Regions from separate parts of the Homo sapiens genome. Here region 2 is linked to region 1. Evidence: read pairs that join two places in POLR2A ChIA-PET (ENCODE). Cell type or tissue: MCF 10A. All regions are shown on one strand. Links, peaks and the distances in the headings refer to the core of each region. The heading gives the core; the rest is flanking DNA. Region 1 holds the start of LOC107986744 (a long non-coding RNA gene). Region 2 overlaps GNAI1 (G protein subunit alpha i1).

Region 1 (2,924 bases), core at 215-2,714:
AGAATTATACATAAGTGATGATTTTAGATGTACAGCCAAGAAGATTAAGGCTTAAAGAAAAATTAAGAAGAAAAAGTAATTCAACTGCCAACAAAAATATCTTCAGTTAATTTGAAGAAATATGTTTTCCACACTGGGAATGTCTAAAAGCTACATTATTTAAAAATTATTCAAAAAATGTGTCACAAGTCCCATAGCTCAGCATGTATTATGGACTATGAAAGAAACAAAAAGATCTGAAAGTAATAACCAATCAGATGATTAGGAGAGATAAGTGGAAAAATTAAAACATATTTTAAAACCCAAGAAAGAAGCTAGCTCTGATAATCTGATTAAAACCCAGAAGAAAAACACTGCTGTGGCCATTTATCCCTAGTGACACGGCAGAAGTAGATGGAATAATTTCTGAACAGATTGTTAGCAAAAAGTCCACTCAGAAGATATATATTGTGCTACAGAGTTTTCAGATAAGTTATCAAGACTCAGAAGGGAAATTTATAACTCTACTAAGAGAATCAGATAATTATCAGAGTAAGACAACATCCTGAAAGAGATAAGAGGTGGAAAATATATACGAGTCTATGTTCCTTAGTTCTAAATTTACTCTAGTAGGTAACAATTACTGTTGAAAAGAGTACAGTACATTGAAAAATGTACATATATGGGGAACTTCATTTTCTGTAGAACTGACAACTCTATTCTAAAAGATGACTAGTAATTTTAAAAAGCACTTTAAAAAATTTAAGGCAATTTTAGGTTAAAATTAAGGAAATAATTTTCCATAAAATGTGAACAGTAAATTCCTGGACAGGACACCTCATCAGATGATCTTTCACGAATCTGTGAACTCCTTTGAGGTCCAAGGGAGTTATTGAGATTGGCTTTGTGGCATTTCCATTCAAACACATTTTATTGCAGAATAAGATGCTGAGAAGCACAGCTTAAAGAAAAAAAATAAGAAAAAAGAAAAATAGTGCATTCATTCATTCATTTTATCACTCACTTAGTAGACACTTATTGAGTGCTACTATATGCCAGTCAGTGTGATCTAGGTGCTGGTGATAAAATAATTAATTACACTGTCAACATCCCCTCACATTTTTACATCATAACAGTCACAAAACATGTGACAGCATACAAATTAAGTTATAATATTATGGAATAATAGGTGCTATGAAAATATATAGTGTTGTTACCCACAACGTCAAACAATACTCAGGAGGTACAGAGTATTTCAGAAAAAGCAGGCCAATGTAAACAATCCCCGTGAATGTTGATTCAATTCCTATGGTAACTCGGCAGCACTTCCTGAGCAGTCCGTGCTGCAGATTCTGTGGTGTTCTGCCCAGGGCTGACTTACCCATCTCCAAGCTGTTGCGGAAATAGGCTTCTGACATTTCATAGTGTGCCTCACTCAAGGTTATGCCCTCTGCCAGCAAGCATAATGAATGGCTGATGGGGAATAAATACACAGGCTCAGTCCCTCACCTCAATTTAAAACAACTCTAGAAGTTCATTCAGCTCTAGGGCTCCAAGTAGGATAAGCTGAGGCCTCACTTGTAACTGCAATGTGAGTCAGCTTCTCCCTCTGTCCAGTCTTGCCTCCATCTTCACTTCCTTTAGGTATATTTCCTGAGGGCATTCTCCAATAAACCTTCTACCTGGAATTCTCTGTTTCTAGAAGATCCAGTCTAAGGCACTGAGATAAACTGGAGGGATTCAAGTGCTTTCATATGGAGCCTGGGGAAAATTTGAAACAGTTTTCATATGCAAGGTAATACAGCACAAAGTTTAGAAGGAAATTTAGATACTAAATACATGTAAAATTTGCAAAAAAGAATTGTTGAAAACCTTTAATGAGAAACTTGAGCTTATATCTGTTTAAAAATTGGATTTTATGCTTGAAAGGGCTACACACAGCTCCTTATCAAGACTTTTTAATTACATTTTCAAATTCTTAATAGTCACCATCAATAAAAATCTGCTTATACAGACATGGACAAATCATTTAAACACATTTTACAACCATTCAAAAATTTGGGACTTGTAACCTGTACAGACCTGGTGGACTGAACAAAGGGGGGCGAACACAGGAATCAAAGGCAAGAGACAAGAGTATATTTGTAAGAAGGGGTCGGGGGGCACCTTGCCTCTAGTGCACAAGGGCCCTGAGATTTACACAGCCCTCCATATTTATTAGGCAAAAGAGATCGGGGTGGGGGGTGTGATTGTTGGGTAATTGTCAGTCAGCAATTTGGTTCACAGCAGGCAAGACTGCATCCTTTGGATAATAGGTGCTAGATTTCTCAGTAGATAACTTCAAGGAGCCGGGTGCCAGGGAGTGATGTCCCTCAGCAAACCTTTTGGTGGCAGGGCAGTGTGAGTTTGCCCACATCCTGCATTCATGATAAACAGTTTGCTGTTTAATCATATCCTCCAGTGGACTACTGAGTTGGTCACATCCTACGGGCCTTCGGCTCCCTGCAGGGACTATTGAAGTTATATACATAGAAAGAATCCTACAGATCTTTCTTTCATTAATAATCTAATGATAGCATTTCTTGTGATAGTTATAATAGATTTCAAATCCATTTAAACTTTTTGAAATGAAGAATTTCAAATAATGGTAAATCTTTCATTTGTAGAACACACATAACATTGCTAGGGCTATGACGCAGCTACTAGCTTGGATGACTCTAAAATGCACCTGAATTGTAAAATGGACAGAACCCTCAGATATACGTGCAGACAGTTTTGCCCTTGACTTTGATCTGCACACCATACTCTTTGGGCACATGGAACATCCACAGTGGCTACTATATGGATGTCCAGTTGATAAGAGTATTTCTTTCCTTATAGTAGAGCAGTAAGTGCTGGATGTTTCTCCAGTTCACTGCTTGCAGAGACTTTGGACACACTGTCAA
Region 2 (2,924 bases), core at 1-2,500, 170 kb before region 1:
AGCACTCTCCTCTGTCTTATCCCCGTTCTAGTCTACCCTTTTGCCCAGAGTTCCATCACCCTAGTCCTGTAAACAGAATTCTGGCTTACTTATTCCAGAAATTCAATTCTTGGAATGTTCGAAAACATTGTTTTCCTAATTTGACTTTAGTAGTAAATTGTGACCTTTTGGTTCTTTTTTGAATCCTTAAAGCATATGTGTAAGCAGCTAAATGAAATAATTCCATGTAAAACACGGCAGTAGAATAAACTAGAAATGTAAAATCGTTTCTAGGTAACGTATAACCAGTGTCACAGCCATTTACATTAGATCGTGTTCATCTTCACTTATTCTGTTTTTCTCATCACATGATGTTTTTTAAATTTAAGGCATAAAATCTCTAAAGTACTTTTAAGACAGTCTGTTAAATATATTGCATTTTTTTCTTAAGGAATGTATTGTCATTTTAAACAGCTGGGCTGAGTAATTTAGATATGAGACTTGCACACTATTAGTAAAGATTTTGGCACTGTCTATATGATTTAAATCAGAGGTATTTCACTATACTGAGCAGTGAATTAGGCCTTAAAAAAAGAGGAGCTAGTCTAATCATTGACACTAAGGAAATCAGGCCAGAGTTTGGGTTGTTTGTCTTTTAGGTTTAGTTTTTATGCTTATTAGGATGATAATACTTAATAGAGAAACATTTTAAAGAAGTAAGTAATAATGAAAGTTTTTTATATAATAATGTCTAATTGTTGAGGAAATTATTTTTTATTGTTATATCTTTGAGAATGTTTTAATTTATCATCCTTTTAAGGGCAGTAAGATTAAGCTTATGCTTTATTTCGGTAGGTAACTATAGTATACTACTTGTACTTATGAAATATTATTTTATTATGTATTTGGAGGACATAAGATTTGACATACAAATAAATGATCATGAATTTATTTTCTGTTCCAAAGCTTTGAGCAGTATTCTCATTTATTCCACCTCACTGTCCTTCCTTCCGCTCCACTCCCCCTCATATACAAAATTCCACACCCTTGTCTCCTTCTTCAGCTTGGTTTAAATATTCCAGGTTTGGGGGAAAATGAGCTGAGGGATTGGATTTCTTCTGTTTGGTGGATATTTTTCTATTGCTGCCACCAGGCAGCCCTTTGGGATGCTGCATCATTAATCTTCACTCCTTTTGAACTTGCCCTGTGACTTCCCCTAGTTGAGAAATGTTGGCTATGCAGGGCTTTTGATTTTTCATTGCTTTGACTTTCTTAGAATTGGTTTAGGATCTTAGATGTCAAAAAGCCCATTTCCTTGAATAAACGGATCCGGTATTTCAGTATGGGTTGTGTGCTTCTTTCTCATGGCATACCTTGTATTAGTTACTTTAGTAAGAAGCCACAGGTTTTGGAATTGCTGATTTTTTTCTGTACCTTCTGTTTTTCATTTTCATATTCATAGTTCAAGTCCTTCTCTGCCTCTGGCAGCCTAATTCCAATAGGCTCTCTTGCATCTTGTCTTTCCCTCTAGCCTGTTCTTTCTACTGCAGATATCATGCTGCTTCCTTGCTCAGAAACCTTTGTTGACTTTTCCGTTTCCTGCAGAATAAAATCTTTTAGACTTGGCTTCCCTCTAGCCTTATACTTTTTCCTTAGGGCACCCTTCTCCAAACAGAAACTGTTGGCACATGTTAAAGCATATTTGCACTTGATTTCTGGTATTGTTTATCCTTCTGCCCAGCCTATTTTCCTACTGCTGTGGGCACTTTAAAGGCAGAATTTTTGTAGGTTTTCTTTGAATACCTAACAACCCTTCTATTTTATTATGTGTAAAATGGCTTCTTAATTATGTAAAATTATTATCTTGCTGGAATATAAACTTTGTGCTCTGCTGTTTTCAATATCAATGAGAGCAAATAACTGTCCAGCCAAATTATGTAAACAAAAAAGGAATAGTAAATTATGTGATGACCACAGTGAACACATGGCATCTAAAATCAAATTGTTTGGTTTAAGATTTTTTTTCATATTTATAAGAGCTTTTCACAGTCATTGTATTTGATAAATTAAAGTTGAGAAAATGATAATGGATATTCATTGGAGGAGGATCTGCTATGTTGCAATTATGGCACTTTGCCCTGCAATTTTTTTTTTTTTTTTTTTTTTGTAAAGGTAGATCTCATTTTCTAATTTTTATTTTTGGCCCCAATTTCTTTTTTTTTTTTTTTCCTTTTTTTTGACGGAGTCTTGCTCTGTCGCCCAGGCTGGAGTGCAGTGGCGCAGTCTCCGCTCACTGCAAGCTCCGCCTCCCGGGTTCACGCCATTCTCCTGCCTCAGCCTCTCAAGTAGCTGGGACTACAGGTGCCTGCCACCACGCCCGGCTAATTTTTTTGTATTTGTAGTAGAGACGGGGTTTCACCGTGTTAGCCCGAGTGGTGTCGATCTCCTGACCTCGTGATCCGCCTGCCGCGGCCTCCCAAAGTGCTGGGATTACAGGGGTGAGCCACCGCACCCTTTGGCCCCAATTTCTAATGCATAAAAAGTATGACTGTTGTTGAATGTCTCAGTGATAGGAAACATGCCTATCTTACAGAATTTAATAGATGTTATTTAAACCTGAAAAAGACTGCTGTAATTTTTTAAACAGAAATTGTGTATTCAACCACAATCAATTTTTATTTTGTTACACATGTCTAACTGCCTTGGAAAATTCTGTGTACAACAAATTCACACAGGAAGACCTGAGTGTATTTGAGTGTGTTTGTTGCAGATTTCTTGGTCACATGTTCTGGCATGCAGTTAACCAATGTATGACTCCCCAGAGTATGACACAGTGAAGTTCAGATCCCAGACTCCATTTGAGTCTTACGAACTAAGGTCAGCTCTACCTAATCTTTTAGTGCTCAGACTGGTTTCTGTCATAACTTGTTAGTGCCAATTAAAAG

The links. Peaks named below come from ENCODE experiments on the same cell type or tissue, not always from the same donor. Only the 100,000 strongest peaks of a DNase experiment are listed, where the experiment ranks them.
Region 2: POLR2A ChIA-PET joins it to region 1 with 5 read pairs; 2 of 35 experiments call an interaction of 5 or more read pairs at or near these places.

The regions. Positions count from the first base shown.
Region 1 is chr7:80,310,987-80,313,910 of GRCh38, forward strand. It overlaps LOC107986744 (a long non-coding RNA gene), which reads right to left and starts at 1,470. Exons shown (of 3, transcript XR_001745026.2): 1 at 1,361-1,470. In MCF 10A, for the core only: no CTCF peak of the experiment used is centred there; a DNase peak (open chromatin) is centred at 1,345.
Region 2 is chr7:80,137,787-80,140,710 of GRCh38, forward strand. The region is part of intron 1 of GNAI1 (G protein subunit alpha i1); the gene reads left to right. Among named protein-coding and RNA genes, the nearest start is that of GNAI1, 4.4 kb to the left of the region's middle. In MCF 10A, for the core only: no CTCF peak of the experiment used is centred there; no DNase peak of the experiment used is centred there.